Linked DNA regions of Mus musculus: region 1 is linked to region 2. Evidence: chromatin loops called from intact Hi-C (ENCODE). Cell type or tissue: left cerebral cortex. All regions are shown on one strand.

Region 1 (8,000 bases), 150 kb before region 2:
TGTCCTCCTCTTTGGTTTTCTGTTTATCAATGGTTGTGAATCTGAGCATGTAAATAGATATACATATACATATCAGTATATAATCTAAATCTAAAGCTTGACTTAGAATAACATCTCACGTCTCATGTGCAGACCAGTGTATAGCAATGCTGTCTTTTTGCAGGAGCAAAGGGAGTTCCAATTGTGGTGGAGGAACACATGGCTACAACAATGAGTTCAAGAGCATGGAGGTAAATTACTGCAGCTTTTAAACAGAAACAAGTCAACAGTGAGAGAGGAAAGGACTGTGCGGCAGCAGGCATACATGCTTTGGCATGGAGAGGAGGGCTGTGGGGCACAGAGGAAAAGCAGGACAGTGTAAGGAGCTGCTGGGGAGGCTTCGGGGTAGGTGCCTTTGAGGGTGCTATGCAAGTTTAACTAGTGTGAAAGAACTGGAAATTCCAGGGTGACATTTAAGCAGAGATTTGAAGGTGCAACAATTAATTTTTCCAATCTTGAGGAAGAATGAGTGTCCCATGCAGAAGAAATAGCCAACTCAGAGGCCCTTGTTTGCAGTTCATCCTTTCTTGGGAACAAAAGAGCCTTGGCAAGCTACCCGAAGGTGTTCAACTACGGCTGCTGTGAATTGGAAGGAGAAAGCCAGAGGATAGCTGGGCCCACAAGTCTGAAGTGTATATTAAATGTGAAACAAGAGATGTCGAATGGCAGCTCAGAGCCTATGCTGGAAATGAAAGCTCAAGTCTCAGGCATAGACACAGACAAGGCTCTGTGCTGGGGGTTCAGTACAGACACAGGGAAGGACCAGGTACTCGGTGCAGGGCATCTCTACTTGAGGAAGCCGTGGAGAGAACAGCGACAAGCAAGGAGACATAGAAGTTGGCGATCGATAGTGAGGAAGGACAGGCGGGGTTTGTGGAGCTCTGGAGCCCAGGAAAGGGATGGTGGAGAGGAGCCATGATAGAAAGCTAAGCTCACACTCTTCCTCCAGAGCAAAGCCTTGTGGTTTCTTCAACCTGATTTCCCTGCCTTTTGAAAAATCAATTGTTTTGGTTACACCATTAACCAAAAAGAACTCTGTTGCTTTAGTTGTCTGCAGTCTTAAATGACGAGATCTGTTAAATAATGTCAAGTTAGAATTGATTAATTAAATATGAATCGAACACTCGGGTCCCTTTATCCCGTAAGTAGTGAAGAGGTGCCAGAGAAAATAGGAGTTAGGAACTTAGCCAGTGTTCAATGCTCAAAGCATCAGTATTTCCCCTCATACTCTGTTAAGACAGAGGCAAACACATCTTGGACCCCAGCTGAGGGCGATTGATGCAGGTCACAGGTAGAGGCTGTTTTAAGACACATTTCTTATTCCTAAAAGAAATTCTTAAAGAGGCCTAAGGAACAAATGGGAGGTTGTCCCAGAATGGAAATGTGTGTCTCTTCCTAAACTTTGTGAGCCAGATGTCTTTTCTTTTCTTTTCTTTTCTTTTCTTTTCTTTTCTTTTCTTTTCTTTTCTTTTCTTTTCTTTTCTTTTCTCTTCTTTTTTCTTTCTTTTTTTTTTTTTTGGTATTTTGAAGACAGGGCTTCTCTGTATAGCTCTGGCTGTCCTGGAACTCACTCTAGACCAGGCTGGCCTCAAACTCAGAAATCTGCCTGCCTCTGCCTCCCGAGTGCTGGGATTAAAGGCATGCGCAAACATGCCCGGCTCAGATGTCTTTTAATAATAATATAATTCTTACCACATAGGCAATCTTTTTGGCACATGGACCCAGCTTTATAGAGAAGACTGTTATTGAACCATTTGAAAATATTGAAGTCTATAATCTACTGTGTGGTGAGTATGTTTAAGTCAACTCACAGCAAAGGTGTGGAGTTTGCAGTAGACTTATAAGTTGAAATTGGAGATAAATTGAAGATGGGAAGCAGAGAGATAAGAAAAAAGTTTAATTCAGAGTTCTCCAGTCACACGTGTGATGCCTTTTGTTTTACTAATAATGATAAATCCTTGTATTCTAGGAAACCAAGATATAATAATTTAATGAAACTTAGAAAATTAAAATGACAATTCTAACTTTTTTTTAAAAAAATGAGCACACCTAAGTCCAAGGAGCTAGCTCAGCCAGTAAGTTGCTTACTGCACAAGCGTAGACACCTGAGTTGGGACCATCAGTAGCTGTGCTACAGTCTTCTGTTACAGTTGCTGACGCAACAGAACCAGGCATGTCTCTGGGGCTCACCGGCCAGCCAGTCTAGCCAATTGGTTCAGCCTCATTGAGAGATGATGTCTCAAAAAAAAAAGTTTGAAAGATGTTGAAGAAGAAACCTGATAACATTTTCTGTTCTCCACAAGCGCACACACATACATTTGCACATACACGCACATGTGTACATGCATGTGTGTGCGCACACACAGACACACACAGTCAGCTTAAAAGTGTTTTCACATAATTGAGAAGAGAAGTCTTCTAGAATAAGGGGGATAATAAAGTCTTATTTAGATAGAAACTTGTTATTATACTAAGTGTTAAAAAAAACTTTACAGAACTAGTGTTGTAGGAACCAAGTCTTCTATATACTTGCTTTAGTCTGCCATATCAAGAGATCATTTGCTTAGAGAATCCAGGGAGGAAGCTGCAATTTCACTGTCAGTTAGGTGTGCAGACTATGATTTTCTTCATCTTGCTGCTGGCAAAAAGCCCCTATTTGAAGGATGGTGGGGTCAGATATCTCAGCAGGTGGAGGTGGTGGCAAGTTCAGTCCTGCAACATACATGGCAGAAGGAGAGAAACTGAGAACAGATTCCCACAAATTGTCCTCTGATCCTCACACGCATGATGTGGCACAGGTACCGCTCCTCCATCACAGTACATAAAAGCATACTACATACATACATATACACATATACACATACATATACACATACACATACATACATATACACACACACACATACATACATATACACACACATACATACATACATACATACATACATGTAATAAAACCTTAAAAATAATTTATTGCAGTCTTAACAACTTAAATTCTTGACTCTCATAGCTGGGCCTCTGTCAGGGAGTCTGGCCTTGTTGAGATGGTTAGATTGGATAGGACCTGTCTTAGTTTGGGTTTTACTGCTGTGAACAGACACCATGACCGGTTCAAGTCTTATAAAAGACAACATTTAATTGGAGCTGGCTTACAGGTTCAGTGGTCCAGTCCATTATCATCAAGACAGGAACATGGCAGAGTCCAGGCAGGCATGGTGCAGGCAGAGCTGAGAGTTCTACATCTTCATCTGAAGTCTACTAGCAGAACACTAACCTCCAGGCAGCTAGGATGAGGGTCTTAAAACCTACACCTACAGTGACACACCTACTTCAACAAGGCCACACCCGGGCCAAGCATATACAATCCATCACAGGACCCGCGGAGGTCTTAAGCAATATTATTGCACAGGAGTCTAAGGTTAGTGATACTGGATGCTCTACAGAAAAATCAAGTTGAAGAAGGCAGTAGAGGGCAGCATGTTCATTCAAACTGGCCATGAGAAGACAAAGCAGATTCCAGCTCATATCTCCACCTGTATCTTGGGGACTTTAAGGTACAAAGAGCTTTTAGGAATGAATCGAGGTAGCTCAGAGAGAGACAGTAGTCCAAAGTCTGTGCACTGGGCGAGGTCTTGCTCCATCCAGGAGATGTGCATTTTGTTCTAATGGGGAGCCCTATAGCGAGCAAACTTTGTTTCTCCCATGCTGCCAGTCAGTTGTCTGCAGCTGAGGGTTCCCTTGCTCTACCTAGATGGGAATTCTGGGTAGGCAGGAAGCAGCTGGGCAAGCACTGGTTCCTAGTGAGCTTCTGTTTCTACCACAGTTTGAAGAGCAGCAGCAAAGCCAAAACAGAGGCGAGTGGCGCCCTCTGGTGTTGCAGTCCTCACACGGGCCTTGGGCACTAAGCCTCATGGCCCTTGGCAACAGGGATGTTACAGTCCTCAACCAGGCGTGGTTTGAGACCCTAGCTTGTGAGATGCTACAGCCCCCTGGAACTCACTTGGCGGCCAAGGCCCAATGTTCTCTTCTCTGGCTCCACACAGCCGTCTCTCTTTCTTCAGTATTGTTTGCCCACTCTCTCTCCGCGTGCTCCTTTTCCTGTCTCCACCACCCTTAATCGTCTCTGACCAGGTTGCTTCTTCAGCTTGGTTGGGGGCAGACTATTCAGGGCGGCTGCTTCTGCCAGGACTCAGCTAGAGAGGCCACTCAGGAGGTAGGGTACCACTGCCGCTGCCTTCTTCAGCTCTCTTTCTTGACGGCTCTCCCCTGCCTTGAGGTGCTTGCAGCCTTGTGTGTGTGGGGGGGACTACTCACTTCCATCCTGTCACTTCTGGAATTTTTCACTGTCTCCGCCATTGTCTCTGCAGCCACTTTCTTTGTGTTACGAGCTCAACCGTCAGTTCTGACAATAGATCTACAAGACCATTCATGCAAGCCAAGCCTTTCCATTGGGCCTGAATCTGTAACATCAGGGGAGGTAGTGCAGGAAGATATCTCCCAGCCCATTCTCTGCGTTGCCTGCGGGTTGTTTGGACCAAGCACAGACATACCCTCTTACCTCTTAGAACCAATCACAATTTTTGAGACTTGTGCATCTTACCAATTGTTGACCTAGTTAGTCATGGAGTTCTCCCTGGTAGATAGCAAGGGAAGTGGCGCCTCTCTGACCCAGGTGTGGATGACTGCGGGTTGGGACTACACAAAGTCCATTAGGAAGTATCTTCAAACAGCCTTGGATGCGGCTCTGCCTTCAGGAGCCCAGGGAATCTGCTCCAGTCTTTGGCAGGAAGGGCATCTGCAGAGTGTTTGAGATAAGTGCTGTCAGATTGAGTTCTTATGTTCAAGGCAGAAAGGACGGCAACAGATGGTCCAACACTGCTAACCCGGAGCTGTGTGGCCCCTTCCTCCCTAATTCTTTGTTCATTTCAACGAAAGTGAAGGGTTTATTATCAACACTAATAGTGATTTTTAATAGATTTGAATAGATTTGACAGTAGGCGCCCGCCCAGTGCCTCAGGGAAAGATGGTTTGCCCTTATTTGTCTCACCAAAGCTAGTTTCTCACTAGACCTGAGAAAGAGTCCCTCTCCAGCAAAAAGTGTCAGTTAGGCATAGTTTCATATGACCCTGCTATCATTCAGAGCTTCTAAAAAGATAATGCCTATTAAATATTTAATATAATTTGTTTTTATAGGAAGAATAGAAAATGTTCTGTAAATAAAGAATAAAATTTACTGCTTTAATGTTTTTATTATGCCGTGTGTGTGTGTGTGTGTGTGTGTGTGTGTGTGTGTGTAATGACAGCAGTGACATGGATGCTGAAAATTAAATTAGGGTCTTCTGCAAGAGCAACAAATGCTTCTAACCATCGAGTCATCTCTCAAGCCCAAAGAACACGGTTTTGTAATTACAAGTATTGTGGTTTATGCCTTTTAATCCCAGCACTAGGGAGGTAGAGGCAGGTGGATCTCTGGAGTTCCAGGCCACCCTGGTCTATACAACCAATTCCAAGCCAGCCATGGCTACATAGTGAGGGCCTGTCTGAACAATGCCAACAAACAACAAAGAGGATAGCATCTTAATACTTGACACTCATGGCATGCTTAGGTGGCAAGGTGATCATTTAAGCAATGTAGCTTTTCTCTAGAGAAATAGAAGTTCATGCAGATTCATCATGGAGATGGTTCCAGTGTAGACAGACAAGAGGCTGAGGACTTTGGGAAATGAAACTCAGCTAAGTCACATCTGGAAACAAATCTACAGGCGGCAGAATTGATAGCAGGCATTACAGTGTGGGTGGTTTTGTCATTCATATCCCACAAAGGCATTCATTGATGCCTTCCATTTCCAAGCTATATGGAATTTTTTTTTTTTAACAGATCTTCTGCACATTGAACCAGCACCAAACAACGGTACTCATGGCAGTCTGAATCATCTTCTGAAGACACCGTTTTACAAGCCATCACATGCAGGAGAGTTGTCAACGCCTGCTGACTGTGGTTTTACTACTCCCCTGCCTACAGACCCACTAGACTGCTCATGCCCTGCACTACAGAATGTGAGTGACAATTTCATGTCTTTACAAGAATGTAAAGGCGCCATCTTACTTACTGAGTAATTGCATATGGTTTCTCTGAACTTTATCAGGAAGTGAGAGATTATGGTGTGTACACTATTCGAGTAAGTGTGTGTGTTGAACTTTCTTTAACCATTCAAAATAGTAATCTTGGTGCTCTTCAAGTTCCCTTTTAAACCCCTTTCTTACAGTAAAATCAGACGAGCATCCTCAGCTACTTAGAACAAAGCGGCAGGGATTATAATCAGGTTTTAGGCACACGCAGTGGTGTGTGCTGCATGGCATTTGTTGAGCAGTGGTATAGAGTCAGCAGGAGGCAAGGGAACACTGCAAAAATGGCAGTGTGTGCTGAGCCAGTCCTTTTAACAGATTGAGCCCTGGGCTGAGTCCAGAAGGACGGCTTCAGATCCCAGGAGACTCTTGAAAAGGTTAAGTTTCACTGCTAGGAAGAGACACAAGGGCAAAGACTCAGAAGAGGAACTTACAGTGTAAGAGGTACATGTAGGAATTGCTCCTTACTGCTGTGGGTGAAGACTTTAGAGGACAGAAAGTCCAGTGAAGCGTCTCACGTCCACAGGAAAATCTCCTCCTAGGGTTGTGGTGTTCTTCTCTTTGCATTTAACTTCCGATCGAGAGTTCCTACATTCTGTTCCAGATAGCCTCAGTAGAGCTGCCATAAAAAATCATGAATAACATAAAATGGGTGACTTGTTCCACATTGTGGAGATAGAAGGGGCCCAAGAGAAGTCAGATATACTAGTCAAGGTTTTTCAAGCCTAGTCTATCTGAATACAATCCCAGCATCCCTCTCTGTAAAGCGTGCCTCTTGCTGTTCAAAATGTGGTCTTAGAACCTGCTTATATATCTCTTCTCAGTCAGAAAGATGTGCATAATTAATTTCAGGCCATACCCCAGACTTGCTCAGTCAGAATGTGAATTTTAACAAGTCCTTATGGAAGCTATATTCACAGAAAAGTCTGAGATGCATTGGGATGCAATCATCCCAATTTAATTCCAGCTATGGTCAAGATGCTTGTTCCCATTAACAATATCTCTGCAAACACACACACACACACACACACACACACACACACACACACACACACACAATGGGGCAGAAATCCCTCTGATTTGTTTTGTTTTGTTTTTAACACTGACTTATCAGTTCTCTTCTCTCTCTTTTCTAGACGCCTGGTCTAGAAGAGCAAGCAAACCAAAGGCTAAATCTTAGCGAAGGCGAGGGTGAGTCGGTAGTAATGTGATGGTGAGAGCTAACAATACACAACACCACCCTTGGATTTCCCAGACTGAATTCAAGACTCTTGAATGTAGATTTTATGGGCAATATAAAGGAGGAACAAGCAAGCAAACCCAGAGTTCTAAGAGCAGAGTAGGCTTAGGGTTAGGCTTAGGCTTAGGCTTAGGGTTACAATGCTGGGGTGCATCTGCTAGTCCCTGTCGAAGATATGAACAGACTAAAGTGCTGGGCTTGTACCTGACCTCTGTGGCTGTCCTGTGCCTAACCTGGGCCCAGTCATTTCCTTTCACTGTGCTTCCATCTCTCCATCCGAAGTACTTGGACCCACCTCGCGCAGTTGTAAAGTCTGTAGAGAGAATTTACAAGTGTTTCCCTGCATTATTAGGACCATTATGTATTGAATTCCTAATGCTTCAGTTGAACCTTTTGTAGATAGGGATCCAGGCATTCTTAATATGTATAGAGGATTATTTTTGGACCTCTTGTAGATACCCCACATCTGAGGATGCTGGAGTCCTTTATATAAATAGGTGTTGTATGTGCATGTGGCATCTATGTCTCCCAAAAACTTTAAATTATTTTTAAATTACTTATAATATCCAATATAACATAAATGTTGTAAGAATAG
Region 2 (8,000 bases):
ATACCACGTATAAGGACATCTTATTTGAATTTTTGTCTTTGACACATGTATATTTTCAGAGGACAAATTCAGCTATGAGTAGTGAGTCTGATTCATGGTTTGTGCTTCTTTGGTGCTCGGTGTTGACACACAGTCATTACTGCAGGTTAAGGTGCTTATTTCCGAATACAGAGATGGAGTTGGATCCGTGTTTGCCCTGTAGTCTTTCTGAGAGCCAAAAGCGAACCATGCGTTCTGGGCTTGGCAGCCGACTGAAGCCAATCTCGACCCAGTCCTCAGCGATTACAAAGACTAGCATTACTTTATACCATTCGCCAGTTCCACACAGCGGCAGAGCGTGCCGGTCGTTCTTGTGAGATTGCAGCATCTTCTCTTGTTTTTCAGTTATATGGCACTACCTTCATGACACCCTACTGCAAAGGTATGCCCATGAAAGGAACGGCATCAATGTTGTCAGCGGTCCCGTGTTTGACTTTGATTATGACGGACGCTATGATTCCTTAGAGATCCTGAAACAGTAAGAACATATTTCATACTCTTAGAGGGAGCTATAGAGGGGATTCCATCGAGTCAGCAGATCCTTTCTATACAGTGCAACGCAAGTGTACATAGGGACACTTACCACCCACAGGCATTTTGAAATCTCTACGATAGGTATAATACTCAGTTTCAACCAAATTTATTTTTTTTCAATGAGAGAAGTCACATCTCCCCATTCGTGAGCCCTGTGTAGATGCTGGTCCTCTGACAGAAGCGCAGAGTGCAGAGGTGAGAAAGGGGATGAAAACGCACCAAGCCGTCTCCCACTGGATGGCAGGGAGGGAACCACCATCCTGAGGAAACTGTTGATGGAGCTGATTCCATAAAATGAAATAAGGGAATGTTCTAGAAACTGGTTGATGGTTTTGGTTCTTTTGTGGGAAAGAGGTGTGGGGCAGGATTCAAACTCAGGATCTCCCACAAAGAAGACAAGCGCCCACCACTAAGCTATGTGCCTTACCCTGGTTGAACTCTATTAAAGCAAATAACTTAACAGCATTTTCTAAAACAGCCTCAAGACAGATACCAAAGACTCTACTGAGATTTTGTCCCTTACAGAGAACTCTCTTATTGCTTTATAACAAAACATCTTGGGAGTATGTCAGTTTATAAAATGCGTACTTTTAAACTGTGTCTATTATTTTAGGTTTTTGTGTGTTTGTTTGTTAGCAGCAGGGTCTCTCTATGTAGTCCTAGCTATCTTGGAACTCTCCGTGCAGACCAAGCTGGCCTTGAAGTCACAGAGATCCACCCTAGTGCTAGGATTAAAGGTGGGTGCCAACACACCCAGACAGCTTAGCTGTGTCTATTGAAGCAGAACTTTTTTTTTTTTTTTACATGGTTGGCCTGTCCGCCAAGTTGTGGAGGTTGTAGAAGAGACCTTATATGCTCTCGTCTCACAGCGTTAGCCAGATCTCTTCTTTTCAATGTATGCTCCAGGTTATGATTCTACACAGGGTCATTTTATTTGGAAAATAGTGATTGTCACTGTCTTAAATTTTGAAAAATGCCCAACAAATAAGCACAGGTTTAAAAACAGGTCAAGTCTTAACAAGAGTCTGTTCTTAGTTTTCAATTCTTTTTCTCAGTTAAAGTTTGGGGGTAAAACCAGAAATTTAGTCAAAGGGATGGAGAATTCATGACATATCCTCTCTGAAGGAAAGGAGGGGCCTTGGTTGATTCTCTGTCATTGTGCGGCTGACAAAAGAGTATCAATACTAATCTAGAGTTAGAATGTTGGTTGTAAGTGTTCAAAGATTTCATATATATGCATATATATATATATATATATATATATATATACTATCTGAATATTCTTTAGATAGAAATTGAAAAGCCAAATTTTAATAGAAAAGGTTATTTGAACATTCTACTTATTAGCATCAATAATTGGAGTATTGAGGTGTAATGATTATTTAATTATTTATTCTTTTTTTTTTTTTTTTGAGACAGTGTTTCTCTGTGTAGAACAGGCTGGCCTCGAACTCAGAAATCTGCCTGCCTCTGCCTCCCGAGTGCTGGGATTAAAGACATGCGCCACCACACCTGGCTAATTATTTATTCTTATAACATGCTTATTTAATTAAATGTAACCTTTAGATATGTTTCAGTAAAAGTAGGCTGTACTGAAGTATTATTAAGAGAAAGATAAATGTTTCTTAATGAAAGTGAATGTCGCATACTTTACAGAAACAGCAGAGTCATCCGAAGCCAGGAAATTCTGATTCCGACTCACTTCTTCATTGTGCTCACCAGCTGCAAGCAGCTGTCTGAGACTCCCTTGGAGTGCTCCGCCTTAGAGTCCTCAGCTTACATACTGCCTCATAGGCCTGATAACATTGAGAGCTGTACGGTAAGTAACAGCCTGTCTCCCTTGCCTCCCTTGCACACGGACGTGTAACCTGTGTGTCCGTACATTGCTCACACTCTGGAAGAAACAGAACTCCTGAGTGTACATGGGTTTTGGATTTACCTAATGGTTTTACATGTGGGCCTTGTTTTTTATTATAGTATTTATTTAGGGAGAGAGCATCGTGTGTGTGTGTGTGTGTGTGTGTGTGTGTGTGTACACGCACGCGTGCGTCTTGATACATCAGGCTTGCTGGAGGCTCATGGATGTTAATGAGGAGTAGATTCTCTTCTTCCAACACGTTGGGGTTAGGGGGTGAACTCAGGTTGTCAGGCTTGGTGACAAGTGCCTTTACCCACTCAGGGCCCATCTCGATGGCCCTTGATTTTTGAAGAAGACAACTTGTCCTTAGGCTTCTTATATGTTTATGGGTATCTCTTTCTTTGGGTTAGGGAAGTTTTCTTCTTTAATCTTGTTGAAGATATTTACTGGACCTTTAAATTGGGAATCTTCACTCTCTTCTGTACCTATTATCCTTAGCTTTGGTCTTCTCATTGTGTCCTGGATATCCCAGATGTTTTGGGTTAGGAGCTTTGTGCATTGTGCATTTTCTTTGACTGTTGTGTCAATGTTTTCTATGGTATCTTTTGCACCTGAGATTCTCTCTTCTATCTCTTGTATTCTGTTGGTGATGCTTGCATCTATGACTCCTGATCTCTTTCCTAGGTTTTCTTACTTCAGGTCTGTTTCCATTTGTGATTTCTATATTGTTTCTATTTCCATTTTTAGATTTTGGATATTTGTGTTCATTTCCTTCACCTGTTTGATTGTGTTTTCCTGTAATTCTTTAAGGGATTTTTTGTGTTTCCTCTTTAAGGGCTCCTGTATTTCTTTAAGGGAGTTATTTATGTTCTTCTTAAAGCCCTCTATCATCTTCATGAGAAGTGATTTTCGATCCAAGCCTTGCTTTTTCAGTGTGATAGTGTGTCCAGGTCTTGCAATGGTGGGAGAATTGGGTTCTGATGATGCCAAGTAACCTTGCTTTCTGTTGCTTCTGTTCTTACGCTTGCTTCCCACCAACTTATTATCTCTAGTGCTACCTGCCCCCACTATATCTGACTGGAGCCTGTCCTTCCTATAATCCTAGTTGTGTTAGAATCCCTAAGAGTCCAGCTATCTCTTCTGTGATCCTGAGATTCTGGGTGTGTCAGAGTTCCTGTGAATCAAGCTGCCTCTGGAACCCTGAGATCCTGATGTGACCAAGCTTCTAAGATCATGTGATCCTGTGATCCTGGGCTTGTTAGAACACCTGGTAGTGAAGCCTCCTCTGGGTGCTGTGGGACTGACTGGCTGTGGAGTTTGTACCCAAGGTAAACCGGCGCAGGCCGGAAGGAACCCCCAAAACTAGACTTGTAACCTCACTATTATAAATTAATGTTAAAGCTATAGTAAGAAAGCATTTAAATATAGTTCTTCCATATCTAACATTATGAAGATCTTTATTATAGTATTTGCCATTCCAGTGGTGGGTTTTTTTTTTTTTGGAACAATTGTTGATTTTTTCATCAATTTTTTTCCTTGAGAGATTAAATTGCTGTTAAATATACATCAGTCGTCCAGAATGATGTAGTAAGTATTAAACATTAAATATGTTCTGGAGCAAATAGCTGAAGATCAATACAGAGAAGCAAGGAAGGAGCCTCTTGTAACAGGGTCAACTGTATACCTGTTGGCACGGTGCTGTGATCAGTGGAGGCAGAAGGGGACTCAGGCTGTTCATCTCTTCTGTTCCACCATGCTTACTCGTGGCTTTGGCCCACACGAACTAAAAATGATTTCTGCTTTCCGGATTTCACATTTGAATTCTGCACGGACCTGCTGGGGTTGGGGGCGGAGAGAGGCAGCCCCAAATTTATCCTTTCATCAAAATGTTGTTGAGTGACTTGAGCCAAATATCACAAGGCTGTTCTACTCTGCCATCCAAAGAGGAGTGTCCTCCCTGGTTGATGGGAACATTGTATTCAGTTCTTTAATGGCAGCATAAAAGACACTAAATATTGCAGTGCACCGGAAAGAAAGTTATTTTAAAGCTTGTTACACAGTTGCTGTTTCTTCTGCTTCCCCTCTGAACAAGTGACTAAGCATTAGTTGCATTAGCCTGAAGAGACATTCTGGTTATAAGTCCTCTTTACTCATTCCTAAGAATGCTGAAATAAACGACGGACACTGCCTACTGACAAGGAGTTCATGGCGTCAGGTGCTTCCCTCAAAGCCAGAGGAAGGGTTGTGGCTGGGAGGGAACTAAGCAGCAGCTGATTTAAGTTTGATGGGAAATGCGAGGTTTCTGTTCTGCTTTTTATGGTAAAACTCTTTATTATTTTCTACTAATAAGATCCCAAGAGTGCATGGGGCTTTAAAAACAATTACATTTATTAGTAATGTGTGTGTGTGTGTGTGCACATGTGTGTGAGCATGTGTGTGTGAGAGCATGTGTGTGAGCATGTACGTGTGTGCACATGTGTGTGAGCAAATGTGTGTGAAACTCAGAGAACATCTTTCAGAAGTTGGCTCCCTCCTTCCCCAGCCTGGGGATGAAGCTCATGCAGCCAGGTTTGGCAGCATCTTCCTGGCCCCATAGACCTTTCTGATACACGTCTTTGACCCTTTCCCATGGCCATTTTCAGAAATGCTTATAGAATATGGATGCATCCTTTCTATCCCTGCTATCTGATTTAACTATGTTCTCTACTTCCATGGACCAGAAAGTCTGCCTTTGGTTTTTTTCTGATCACATATTGTTTAGGTCTTTATTCTCTTCAGAAATGAAATTTCATCTTATGTATTTTGCAACCCCAGTTCCATGAGACCATAAAGATGACACATTCCCGTGATAACTAGAGTTGGTTTGATATAGTTGCTCACATCTTATACTTGATCTTTAAACCCAGCCTGGCTTTGGCCCGCTGGGGCAAGAGAGATGGTTCAGTGGTTAAGAACACTAGCTGCTTTTCCAGTAGCCCTGGGTTGGACTCTTAGCACTAAATAGTATAACTAGCAACCATCAATAATTCTAGTTCCAGGAGATTTGATCACCTGATTTTCATGATGCTCAGGTAATGCATTCAGGCAACACACACACACACACACACACACACACACACACACACACACACACACACACACACCTGTGACTTCTGTCATTTCTCAGCCTAAAATGTCCTAAGTAAATAAGCTGAGAAGAGGGGGACCTTACTGGGAACGTGAACTGAGTGCTCTCTGGTGACTTCTTCATCTTCTGTCCTAGCATGGGAAGCGGGAGTCTTCATGGGTCGAGGAGTTGCTGACCTTGCACAGAGCTCGGGTCACAGACGTGGAACTCATCACTGGCCTCAGCTTCTACCAGGACCGACAAGAGTCAGTTTCAGAACTGCTGAGGTTGAAAACACATTTGCCAATCTTCAGCCAAGAAGACTGATTGTTTTTTTATTAAAAAACAAAAGAAAACAAAACAAACACCATAGATCCTTTTGAAAGAGTCTTATATTTGATACAGTCCTCTACACTTTTGCATTGTTTGGAAACGGTCGAGTGGAGTTACAACTGGGACTCCCTGTGTGGTGTCGATGTCCCTGGCTGGGTTGTGTGACGACTCAGCACATCTGCAGAGTGTTCCTGTCCTGTGCCATGCAGACTTCCTGTCTAAGAATTAGATGTGTCACTAACGCACGGGGAGTAAAGACACTTCACCTCACACCTGGAAGTGTTCTTAAGGGACGAGGGGCAGTGTACGTGGTCTGGGGACCTGATGTTGGAATCCTATTGTTGTTAATAAAACTGAGTAAAGGACTGGGGTAGCTCATGTCCCATTTTAAAAAAAATGGAAAATGGTTCTGTATTGATTTTCACTTGGAGTTTCAGTTTTAGCTAAATGAGGCCCCATTTCTATTTTTTCTGTCTCCTCCAATAACCAAAGTCTTGTGCTTTTAAAACAAATTGTGATTGGGTCTCTTCAGGTTTAGTGGCTTTCCATCAAAAAACTGGACTTTTGATGGAAAATTTGTGAGTTGAGGATATCTAGCTTTTGTAAAAATCTGACTCTATGTTTATACACACACGCACACATACACATGTACACACGCACACACATGTGCACATGCATGTATGCATGCACACACACATGTAACACATGTGCACACACATGTACACACATACACATGTAACACACCCACACACGTGCATGCTCTTGAATATGCACATGCACACACATATGCACATGCACATCCCAGTCCTCTTTACTAGAAATAAATGAAGACTGAAAAGAGCCCTGAGCATGGTTCTCTCAGGCCATTAAAATTGGGCTTTGTTTGGATGAACCCCGAGAGAACTCATTGGCACTTGCAAAGTGACTTTTTTTTCCACTGTGAAGAGTGTTTTCTCTGCACAAGAGAGCCCCCCTCCCCCACAGTGATGGGAGAAGAGCTTTGCCTGGCTTAGTTCTTCAGTTTGAAGCTGTGTAGATCTGAAGAGAATTCGTCACTCATCACTTAACATCTTCACTGTGCACACGACAAATGACACAGTGATGTAACTTCCCCTCACCGACATTGCCACTGACATTGATGTAATAACTTAGAAGGTGTTGTTTTGTGTTACCCATAGCCTCTGGCATGCATATCTTTCAGTCTGTTCTTTCCAAGTTTGCTACTTCCTGCCAGTCTGTCTAAGGTTTTGTTTGGTTTTTATGCTACCTTTTATCCATTCTGTTGTTCCCAGTAGGTTTATATATAGGCTACTGTTTTATTTGTAAAATGTTATTTGTGTTTTGCTTCTTTATGTCTTCTATTTGCTGAAATTTTTTATTGCTTCCATTGAGTATCAATTTCTTCATTTGTTTCATGTGCATTTGCGGTTGCTGGTTGGAACATTTTTACGATGCTGTTGTACAGTGCTCGTTGGTACATCCTCACTTCCTCTGTCAATGTTTGTTTCTATGTGTAGTGGGTTTCTCTTGTCTTCAACATATTTTTTTTGCTTCTCATGATTGTTTTAAATTAAAACCTGGATATTTTAGGCATTCTATCTTAGCATTCTGCATCTTCGGTAAATCTCCTCTGACATCATCCCTGCAGAAATACTGGGGACTCGGCCTCCTTCTTACTCTCTGGGAGATGAAGTATTTCACCTCCTCCATTGATATTAGGATGAGAGGAGGTAAGCGGAGTGGGGAATTCAGATCTCTGTTCGTTCATTGCTGATGCCTCCCGTGCTGGGATGTGAACAGTACCACTTACTGCTCCTGGCGGGTCTCCAGTGATGCAGGCATCCTGGAGAAAGCTTCATCACCACTGGATAGAGATGACCCTCTCAGGCTACTCAGCCTCCACTGGCACTGCCCTGGCAGCGGAGCTGGAGAGCTGGGTATGGCTTTTACAGCTTGCCAGCCGTAGAAGTGTAGGCTCCACCCCCTTGGCTGGTGTGGGAGGGTCTTTTTTGTGTTTCACAGAAGCAAAGTAGATTCTGGTGAGCTCCGCCCTTTCCTGCCCTTTGGATGGGGAGAGTAAGCCGTGTTTTCCACTCCCTGCCCTGTCATTCTGGCATCTTCATGCTCCTT

Evidence for each region. Peaks named below come from ENCODE experiments on the same cell type or tissue, not always from the same donor. Only the 100,000 strongest peaks of a DNase experiment are listed, where the experiment ranks them.
Region 1: it touches region 2 in a loop (4-fold over the local background); 13 of 42 quality-filtered maps call a loop at or near these places.

Annotation. Positions count from the first base shown.
Region 1 is chr10:24,785,815-24,793,814 of GRCm38, reverse strand. It overlaps Enpp3 (ectonucleotide pyrophosphatase/phosphodiesterase 3), which reads left to right. Exons shown (of 25, transcript NM_134005.2): 16 at 164-230; 17 at 1,739-1,826; 18 at 5,918-6,096; 19 at 7,302-7,356. Among named protein-coding and RNA genes, the nearest start is that of Enpp3, 46 kb to the left of the region's middle. In left cerebral cortex, CTCF peaks have their summits at 3,707 and 3,907 (motif pointing left); DNase peaks (open chromatin) are centred at 3,543 and 3,876.
Region 2 is chr10:24,639,670-24,647,669 of GRCm38, reverse strand. It overlaps Enpp1 (ectonucleotide pyrophosphatase/phosphodiesterase 1), which reads left to right. Exons shown (of 25, transcript NM_008813.4): 23 at 385-517; 24 at 2,230-2,392; 25 at 5,694-8,000. The coding sequence ends at 5,864. Among named protein-coding and RNA genes, the nearest start is that of Gm15270, 48 kb to the right of the region's middle. In left cerebral cortex, no CTCF peak of the experiment used is centred here; a DNase peak (open chromatin) is centred at 4,294.